Regions from separate parts of the Homo sapiens genome. Here region 1 is linked to region 2. Evidence: chromatin contacts called from ENCODE Hi-C data. All regions are on one chromosome and are shown on one strand. Each heading gives the region's core, a stretch centred on a gene start or an enhancer-like site at or near the end of the contact. The rest is flanking DNA. Distances are from core to core; before and after follow the strand shown.

Region 1 (5,420 bases), core at 580-3,079, 110 kb after region 2:
GAAATACCTTTATATTTTTGAGGTATAGTACCAGATCTTAAGTGTACAGTTTGCTGAGTTTGACAAATCACATATACTCCAATAAAGACAAAAAACATTATCATTATTCCAGAAAGTTCTCCCCTTCTCCTTCACAGTCAAGTACCCAACCAAAGTCAACCACCATTTTCCTTTCTATCCCCATAGGTTCATTTTTTTCTGTTTTTGAATTTCATATTATTGGCTCACAGGCGTAGCTTCATCACTGTTAAATCAAAGTTCTGCTCATGTTATACTTTTGTAAGTGTTTGAAATTTTTCAAAATAAAAAGGTTTGTTTAAAAAAAAACAAAAAGCTAGGAGATGCCCTGTTCTTACTTTATCTAAAATCTTCTCTAGACCCTCTAACCCTCTAATGGGATGAGATCTACAATTTGGGGCACCATGAACTGGGAAGACATCAAATTAGGAAATTGGATTCCGACTTTGCAAATCCCAACACGAAGCTGATTATAGCACTGATTTGCCAAAGTTTCTCCGGCAAATCCCAATTAATCTGATTATCTTTTAAGCTCTCCAAATGTAAGTCTTCTCCTAGATTCACAGCCAGCCCACTTCTTCCTTTTTTGGCAGGTTCGGTTCCACACCTCACCCGCAAGTGGCCCTCACGCCTACAGGGGCCTTGTCAACACTGCTCCCTCTGCAAAGACCACCTTTCTCACTGCCTCCAATTCCATGTCTTCAGCTCCTTCCTTGGGATCCTGGCCAAGGCCAAAGCCTCTCCCCTCCCTTAAAATCAAGTTTACACTGCACATTTGCACTTGGCCTTCTTTGCTTTGCATTGCTACTTTTCTTTTAATATGAGCACACTTCATTCCTTCAACTAGACCCTGAGGTCCTTGAGCGCCAGCACAGAGCTCTCCTGACATCCAGAGAAGATATTGGATACAGCGATGCTAGTGGGTGAGTGTGTGTGTGACTGAACTGACATGAAATCTCCCTGCAGGTTGGATCCTAACAAAGTTCGAAGTCATGGCCTGGAAGATGAAGAAAGAAATGAATGGAGGCTGCAGCAGTTTCTTCAGACAGATCTATGCTTTCTGTGACTTTCCTATCACAGGTCCTGAGCCCCAGCACTACACATTCAGATTCAACAAGTCCGGAGTAGGGCTCTAGAGCTTGCACACTTCCCGGCTCCTAGAAGATTCTAAGATGGGAGGCTCGTGAGCCACACCCAGAGAAACACCATCCTGTGACCAGAGAACAGGTTAGGATACTGAACATCCCCTCATCTGCAGACCAAGAAAAACTGAGTTCTTGGCTAGCATGGAGCCTAACTTGTGTTTTAGTTAATTCTACTTCTGTCACTGGAGGTTGGATTAAACAGTAAGAGAACGACTTCCATACAACCAAAGGTGAACATAAGGTATAAAAAACCTGCAGATAGAAGTAGATTCCCAAGGAGGGAAATGCTGAAACCCAGCAAAGGAGATGACTGCAGTTCCTGACCTGAGACTCCGTCCTATTTCCCTTATGACATTACCCAGTGGTGCTTTTCCTGTTCCTAGAAAGAAAACCAACAGGGTGCAGCCTTCGGTGGGTGGGGGTCTATGTGTGCACAAGTGCACACAGTGATTTTTATATAAAAAGGCTCACCACAGGACAGCCACCAGCAGGATGATGCCCAGAGCACCGGCATTCTTACCATAGCTAAAGAAAACCCTGAGTATTTGGCCTCTGCAACCAGGGAACAAAGGGAGTTTTGAGATGGCTGTGCGTAAAGGAGCTGGAAGTCATTCCAGCATTTAGAGCTTCAATTGAAAATAAACAAACAGCCCAAGCCTTCCCCAGGACCCAGTCTGCCAAGCACCAGCCTGGGAGTGCACACTGGCCACTGGGGCCAGCACATGGCTATTTATATTCATAATCCAATTTGGACGGGGAAGGCGCATGAAAATAAATTGATTATCTTGAAACTGTAAGAGCAAAATTCATCAGGACAAAAAAGTAATGAAATAATATAGAGGAAGTACCTGAGTAGGTCATCTGAGGGGATGTTTCTCGTGAACTGTCTCCAACCCAGTTTGCTTTCTGGATTCAGACACGAGAAAACTGGCTGACAAAGTTCCAGAAATCACATGCCAACATGTGGATAGAGCTTTGCTGAGTATTTTTCCCCTTTTCTGGGTGTGTGTGTGTGAGTGTGTGTGTGTATGTGTGTGTATATATATATAGTTGTGTGTGTGTATAGATTGTTTGACAGAGGGTTGATTATCTCAACTCAGTTTCTAGCTGGTGAGGAAGAAAAGTGGACAGTTCATAAAAAACAACCATCTTTCCCAAATCTGAGGGTCAAACACAAGGGTACATTATCTTGGAAACACTGGCTTTCTATCTTAGGTCTTGCCCATCCTCTTTTCCCTAGAGGCTAGATTCAACTCTGCCTTCCCACAGGAACAATAGCAACCATTTATGACGCGTGTGGGATATGTCACCGGCTGGAGATGCACAGTCAGGAATAACCTGGGATGGGGACTCTCGGCCTATTTTAAAGATAAGGAAATGGAGGATCAGAATCGAAGTGACTAACCCAACACCACCTCGCTAATCAAGTGGGGACTTGGGATTAGAACCCAAGTCTGTCTGGGGTTTGTGTTGTGACACCATACTGCCTCCCTGAAAAAACCTAAGGACAGTCTCTAAAATCAACATTCATTCCCAGGAAATGGGCACTTGCTGGGGTCAAGTCGGAAGATGGGCCTGGACGAGAGGAGGCTTGGTAAAGCACTGATAGCTTGGAGTTGAGAAAGTATCCCTTTCTTAGCTCAGCTCCGAAGAGTTTACAAGACAGACTTAAGGAGAAACACTTTCACGGACTGCATCTATGAAGGCTGGCCCTTAATTTGAGCTTTCTTCTCTCTGTAGATGAATTATTTAAAAATAAAATAATTTTGATAAAACTCATAACCAAAAACGAGGCTCAAACCTCACCTCCATTTATTATCTATTGGTCCTGAGAAAGGATGTAACCTGTCTAGGATTCAGGTAATTTGTTTTTCAAGTGAGTAGACTGAAGAGGGATGGATGAGGCAGGACCCTGGACCAGGGTGGCTTCTGTGGTCCCCTCTAGCAATGAAATTGATGATTCTAATAACTAACAGAAGTAACCCCGCACTGTGGTGTCCTAGACACCACAGGAGTTTAGGAAAGTGATAATGAGAAGCTATTTTGAATATTTCTGAAAGCCTAAAGAAAAGCAAATATTTCACAGAGATCAGACCACACAGCAAACTACATTATCAGATGTAGCTGTTCCAATATCATGTCGGGGGCCGGGGGGCGGGCGCGGGTGGAGGCCCTGCATCAGCTGCTGGTGATGAGCATCTCTTGTTCTGAGTAAAGCTCCCTGCACCTGTTTCAAAGGTTCTGCCTGTATGCAGAACAGCCCCTCTGACACTTGCAACTGCAAATTTTGATTAATAGAAAATAACAAACAAATTGTCATTAAGGTAGGGGGAGGGGAGACTAATCAAAGATACTGAAGAACTGAATATGATCATTTAAGAAAAACAGGGCTGAGGTTGGACTCCCTGCGATAGGGTGGTAAGCAGGAGTCAGAGGTAGTAATTTGATTTCTTTTTGGTTTTGAGACAGGGTCATGCTCTGTCACCCATGCCGGAATGCAATGGTGCGATCACGGCTCACTGCAGCCTCAACCTCATGGGCTCAAGCAATCCTCCCACCTCAACCTCCCAAGCAGCTGGGATCACAGACATACTCCACACCAGGCTTTTTTTTTTATTATTATTTTGTAGAGATGGGGGGGTCTCCGTATGTTGCCCAGGCTGGTCTTGAACTCCTGGGCTCAAGTGATCCTCCCGCCTCAGCCTCCCAAAGTGCTGGGATTACAGCCTTGAGCCACTATGCCCGGCCTAGTCATTTGATTTCTAAATTAAGTGATTCTTCCTCAGGAGCTTGTGATACAATATGTAAAGCATTTCACGAGCCCTGGCAATTTCTGCAAACACTGTCCAAATTTTTCCTGGCTCTGAGCTGAGACAGTTAAGCTGTCCTCAGTGGCTCAGCAGTGTCAACGGGATGAGCTAGCTGAGAATTGGAAAGACAGCATTTTTGTGATATTTTAGAAAATAGAAACATGTTATAAGAAGGGAAGAAAGCAAATGTGAAACCACAATGAGAGGAGGAAGCTATGACTTCCACTCATCATGAGAACAAGTTACTGAGCAACCCTGGCTGACCAGATGGTGGGATTGGGTGGGCCACCCATGGAAGGCTCTGAGATGTGACCCCCTGGAAACTGAGCATCCCTGAGGCCAACCCTACAGAGGTTTGGGGTGCCCCCTTTGTCTCTCACATGTGCCTCGAAAGACAAGTGAAAGGGATTGCTTGGGGAGGCCAGTGAGATGTGTCCTTCTTTCTTCAATCCCACCACTCTGGCTCTTGGTCGCCTCATTCTCCTGCCTAAGAAGCTCCCATCTTTATGCCAAGAAATCAAATCTAATTCTGCTCAAGCACCTAGAACTCATTACCAGTTTACAAGGAATATAGGGCCAGAGGAACAGGTTAAAAGACACCATGGGAATACAATCAGCAAAATCCAAAATGTGGGAAACTTTACAGGACAATGACTAGTTTCTTCAACAAAAAAAGAAATGGCAAAAACAAAAAAAGAAAAAGGAGGGAGTAGAAATCTATGAATGGAATGAGACATAAAAAACAGCACTCAAATGCAACGTATAGACCTTATTTGAATCATCATTCAAGCACATCAGCTGTTCAAAGTTTATGAGACAAGTGGAAAAATTTGAACACTAATTAGCTATTTGATGATATGAAAGAATACAGGTTTCTTTAATGTGATAATGGCACTGTGGTTATATATGTTTTAAAAGTGTCTTTGAGATCGATACAGATGTATTTACAGATGCAATGTATGATGTCTGGAGCTTTATTTAAAATAATCCAGTTCAGGAGAACCTATGGAGTGAGGTAGGGAGAAAACAAAATTGATTATGTATTGATAAATGTTGAAGCTGAGGGAGATTTATTATACTGTTCTAGGTTTGCATATGTTTAAAATTTTCCATAGTAAAAGGTTTAAGTTAAAAGATGACTGTGATATATTTTTGAATTTTTGATGACAAGGAAATTATAAAATAATAGTTAAAACATAACCCTATTAAAATAAATCACACTACATATGCATGTATTAATTTTTATATACTTGAATAGACATATATATCTATATACAGGCAAAGAAAATCTTCTGAAAGCATGTACCCCAAACGTTTAACTATTAATCATGTTTTCTGGGGGAGAATAGGCCTGGTAGGAGATTTTCTCTTTTTTTTTTTTTTTTACTTTAATATATTTCTGCATTATTTAAATTTCGTCCATCAAACGAGTCTTACTTCTCAGTTC
Region 2 (5,242 bases), core at 12-2,511:
GAGGCACGAGAATTGCTTGAACCTGGGAGGTGACCGTTGCAGTGAGCCGAGATCACACCACCGCAATCCAGTCTGGGAGACAGAGTGAGACTCTGTCTCACACACACAAAAGTTTTGAAAAGATACTGAGAAACAGAAGGAACAGAGAGTACTATGTACTGAAGTATTTCTATGACAGTTTCAAAATAATCCGAGGGAAAGAGGAAATGGGTACAAGTACAGATGAAGCAAGACTGGCCATGGGTAATAACTAAGCTAGGAATAGGTCCATGGGAACTACATTATTCTTTCTGCTTTTGATATTGAAATTGTCCATAATAAAAGCTTGAAAAGATTAAATCATAACTACCAAAATTAAAACGACTATCCTTCAGAGTCTAATCACCAAGGGAGAGGACTCAAATCTCCGGTAATGGTGATAAGTAATTGCTCTGGAACAGACAGTAAGCACTGAGCTCCATGTATTAGAAAAAGCTGGGATTCAGTAATAATGCTAAACCTCCATTTACTAGAGTGCTTTCAGGGAAAAAAGGCACTTCAATAAGGGACTGACCACTGAGGATTTGAGCCTAAAGAGCACAGAAGAGCGAAGGGGTAGTGACTCTATCCTCTGCACGGCTCATGCAGTTGCAGCCCACATGTTAATCTGTGTGGTTAACTGGAGGAGGAGTGCGTGACCTTTGTGTACATATGAAGCTGGTATCAGTCCCAGAATATCAAGCTCACTAAATCAGAACACATAAAAATGGAGGGAGCCACAAGCACGCTCATAATTCTGCAGATACAACTTCTGTAATTCTGCAGCTGCCATTTCCCATTCCTGGGAAGTCTATTTAAGGCATGCCTGACTTCCTATGGGAACACACCTAGTGTTAAGAAGCAGAGGTGTACACTCAGATTTGAGGGCTTCCCCCACCCCACCCCACCCCACCAACAGCCAGTACTGCATTTAAATACTTAAGCAGAAACTTCAAAAAGGATTTGCCTGAGAATGACACACACATGCCACAGACAAACTCTGTTAAGTATTAATGTAGAAAATCAAAATCAGTGGGAGATTTGCTATAAGACACAAGTTCATCGTTGAAGGTGTCCTCTCACCCTCTTCTGCATCATCCAGTTTTTGGAGGGCGCTTATGGACCATTTATGCCTGGTGCAGTTCTCATCACTGTCTCTAGGGCTTTGCTGTCCTGGCTGCAAGTCCTTATAAGGTGGAGTCGGCTTTCTCCCGCCCTCCATACATTTCACGTGGTACCACTGCAGCTGTCAGCTCTCCTGCACTCACACCCCACAGCGTGTTTCCCTCCCCCAACTCGGTATACTCTTAGTCGCTGAGCTCCTGCCCCAGCTGCCCCTATTTTTCTTAAGCTAAATGCAGTTCCTTCTCTGTAACACCATCTGCTTCTATAACAGAGCAACCCAAATGCTATGTGGTCTACAGATAATTAGTATTTTGTTGTAATTTCTAATTATGATCACAGGTTACCTCTTTGGGGGTATCTCAGGATAAGTCTCAGGCCATCTGAATTCCTGAGAGAACCCCACACGGGCTGGTTTTGCTGGTCAAGGTCTCCCCACTTTTGATTCTCCTTGAAGGGCAGAGCACCATCTGTACTTGAGGAAATCTTATCATCTTGACAGTAAACATTCCTGATGGAGGCTATTGAAAAGGTTAACTCCCTGGAAATCAGACAAGCCTTTTCTCCACAGTACTCCCTGGCTTGCTCTTTGGAAGAGTATTTCTGGCCAGGTGCGATGGCTCACACTTATGATCCCAGCACTTTGGGAGGCCAAAGCGGGTGGATCACCAGAGGCCAGGAGTTCGAAACCAGCCTGGCCAACATGGTGAAACCCCCATCTCTACTGAAATTACAAAAATTAGCTAGGCATGGTGGCAGGCACCTGTAATTCCAGCTACTGGGGAGGCTGAGGCAGGAGAATTGCTTGAACCCAGGAGATCGCGCCATTGCAGTCCAGCCTGGGTGACAAGAATGAAACTCCAGCTCAAAAAAAAAAAAAAAAAAAAAAAAGACTGTTGGGAAATACTACTTCTGCATTTTTTAAAGATGAGGCATGAGGCTTTCCAGTGGCCAAATGTTTGGGGAACCCTTGTATGCTGTATCCACATCTAGAGATTCACAACAAACATTAGCATAGTAAAGGCTTGGCAATTAAGACAGCTTCTTAACATATTGTTTCCCCAAATAATACACAGTGAGACTAGAGTTCTCCAGAACTCCTTGGGCTGTTGCAACTACAGCTTAACAAGTTTCAAAGGAGCTAAGCAGGAGCTAGAGGACAAACCCAGCGCCTTTTGCCACTTTTAATTCTTTGCCATCTGTTATATCTGGGATCATCCACACACACATTCCCCAAAATATTCACAACGATTCCATGTTCTGGCTATAACCTCAGTTCTGTTTTCATCTGCTGACTCTGGAAATCTAGGTCCATTTCTAATGATCACAGATCATGGGAGATAACAGTGGATTGGCTTCCAGCATACATTCTATCCTTCTAGTGTGCCCACCTCTCCTATGTGGGCAGAGGATGGGAAGCTAAAGCCAACTCTCAAAGTCCCTGCAGCTGCAGTTCCAGATATGATTTCAGTTGGGCCAGTTAGATGTGCTTTTGTGAAATTTAGAACGCCAAAGTGAGGCAGAGACCACATTTTGGCAGTAGCTGCCATTTGCTCAGCAAGCAAAGTCCAAGAGGCACCTGGTTCTTCTATGACAGTTTTAGCCAATGTTGCAGCATCCAGGTACCAACTTTGTGGGTTCCAGGAGGCAGGACCAGGACATCATTTGCAGATGCTGATCATAGCTGATGTGGCATGGTTCTAGAACCATAAAAGTCATGGCTTCCTGATTGTGGGACCCTCTCAATCATGGCTGTTGCAATGTGGTTCTGGAGAAGTGGCTTCATCTGTAGGAGTGGCAACAGCTTTCTTGGTGGTCTAGTTCTGTAGTGTGGTTCCGGGGTACTTATTCCTGAAACCGCCACCTAGAGACCTTTGTCTTCAGAACTCTTCATAGTTCTATAAGCCATTTAATTCCTTATAATAAATCCCTTCCTCTTGTTTGCTGTGATATATTCTGCTTTCTACAACTGAACCTCGACCTACACCCTAACTCAATCTGTGTTCCAGCAAGGATGATCTAGCTTCTCAGTTTCATCTTGATGGCTGTGGAATTTCAGACACAGATCGCTATCTATTGTCCATCTAGGTAGGAAGCCTTCTGCACGGTTGACTGTGGCCAAAATGCTGAGAGTATAACCTGCAAAGCTGACTTTCTGCAACCAAGCATGTATCCTGGGTCAGGCCCAATGGGAGGCCCTGCCTATCAAGCAGGAACGAGGCTAAAACTTCTGGAGGAGCAACTCTGTTATAAGCCATTACAGATAGACACCATGTAAAAACCCAGGCATCAGAGTTTACAAGAAGGAGCAATACTCCTGGGTTCTAATTCCAGGCCATATTACTTAAACTCTGAGCTTCTGACCCCGTTCTGCCACGTGAGGCTAGTGACATCGTCCACCTCACACAAAGATAGGAAAGAACTTGAGAGTAGACCCGAAAGGTCTTTGGAAAAAACTATTCTAGTGAAGAATGACATTTATTACTACTACTATCATTACTAGCATTCAAGAATCATAATCAAGAAAAGAGGGACCTTTTCCCACACTTTTAAAGGCACTTTCTAAGTCTTTAATACTCATAACTTTTCAGCACATTGGCATTTAAAGAAAAAGGTTTACGAGCTTCATAAAAAATCAGCACTCGAAGTGCAATGCTTCCTTTAGATTATAGCCAAGCATTAGAAAGGTTTGAAAAAGTCATTTGACTTCAGCATTGTCAAGACTCATTGCAGGGTTACTGTTATCACGTCAGCTGTATTTTTGTGCTATTCTCCAAGATGGCTGGACTATTTCCTGTGCCCATGTAGTTAGGTAGTTCTGGGTTTTTACTGTTGCTGTTTATGTTTAAGCAAGCCTGTTGCTTCACTTTTTAATGCAATAGAAGTCAGCATGGCAGGTTTGTTTTACTGCTAGCATTAAAATGCCAAGTCCCCTCTAAGCAAATCCTCTTCACACAATCTCATAGTGTGCTCTAAGATAGCCAGACGGTCATGGGCAGGGGTTCTCAGGAAGAGACAGAACAGGCAGGAAAGCAGACAGCAGCCAGACACAGGCTACGGAGCTCAGAGTGGGAGTGGGTTAGGAATTGGGACAGTTGACAGAGAGGAAATGAGAGTCACCTGGAGCCAGAGCTCCCTGGGCTGAGGACAGTCCTGCAAGCACTTCACCATGCATTCTAAGGCCAAGAACAGAAATGGTCCAGCATGTGAAGCAAGCCCAGAGCCCATGGCCCGGACAGGTAAGAGTTCCACCTGCCAGCAAACGTGGGGTCAGTGGCAAGACAGCCCAGGTAGGCCTCTTGAGGAGGAAGAGGAGGAGCAGGAGGCCACACTGACCAGGGAGTTCAGTGGGAAAGATTCACGTTCTGGGGAGGTGTGGGTCTAACATTCTTTACACACCTGATTCTTGGATTTACATTGTCAAAAGAGCCTTCGTTAAAAAGCAACTCCATGGGATTTCTCCGAGGCTCCCTCGTGCACTTAAAATAAGATTTTGCTTTTTAAATTATCCTACACACAACATTTTGGGAAAATAACAAAAATCAAAGCACCCAAAACCCACAAATTTGTGGATTTGTTTTTAACTGTAAGAGAAACCATTTTACACTGCAATATGAAATCATAGGAGTTGCCCTAACCCCCAAAATTCACTTTAGGATGAAGTGTTTGCTTTGGCTAGAGAACTAAATCCTATCTGTTGTCAACAACAGTCAGAGAAATTTGGCTGGGCTACGATTATGCACTGCCCAAATGGCCATCCAGACCAGAGGCAATCAGACAGATATATTAATTCATGTAGATTAACTTTTTTAAATGAAGTGGTCCAGGCTTGTTTTGTATAGGAAGACATGTATCAAAATACACATAGCCACTCTCTCTCTCCAACCCAATTAATAGCAGCAGCTTCCTCCAAGGACACTGGAGAATGGGCTGCGAATATAAATGTCCCAGGCAGAAGGTCTCTGAAAGCCAGGCCTTCTGAAGAGAGCTTTGCTCTGTTCCCTAGGGTCGATAAAAAAAAGGAAGCTTTGTCAGGTCCCTTCCCTCCAGACACACACATCATTTTATTTGGAAGTCACATGGTGTGATTAAATTTAACTGG

Evidence for each region. Hi-C counts contacts between places; a loop is a spot of excess contacts on that map. Pooled maps may share reads with other maps.
Region 1: a pooled map shows a loop between it and region 2 (4-fold over the local background). The contact joins two enhancer-like sites. A Hi-C loop is called at or near these places in 1 of 168 maps with a recorded cell type or tissue (CD14-positive monocyte), 7 of 37 single-sample maps with no recorded cell type and 9 of 50 pooled maps.

The regions. Positions count from the first base shown.
Region 1 is chr2:45,779,542-45,784,961 of GRCh38, reverse strand. The region is part of intron 1 of PRKCE (protein kinase C epsilon); the gene reads right to left. Among named protein-coding and RNA genes, the nearest start is that of PRKCE-AS1, 110 kb to the right of the region's middle. Within about 2 kb of position 1,829, at least 2 of the 41 ENCODE cell types and tissues checked have a DNase peak (open chromatin) inside an H3K27ac peak, as active enhancers do.
Region 2 is chr2:45,885,255-45,890,496 of GRCh38, reverse strand. The region is part of intron 2 of PRKCE (protein kinase C epsilon); the gene reads right to left. Among named protein-coding and RNA genes, the nearest start is that of PRKCE-AS1, 210 kb to the right of the region's middle. RefSeq lists an enhancer at 1-150. Within about 2 kb of position 1,261, at least 12 of the 41 ENCODE cell types and tissues checked have a DNase peak (open chromatin) inside an H3K27ac peak, as active enhancers do.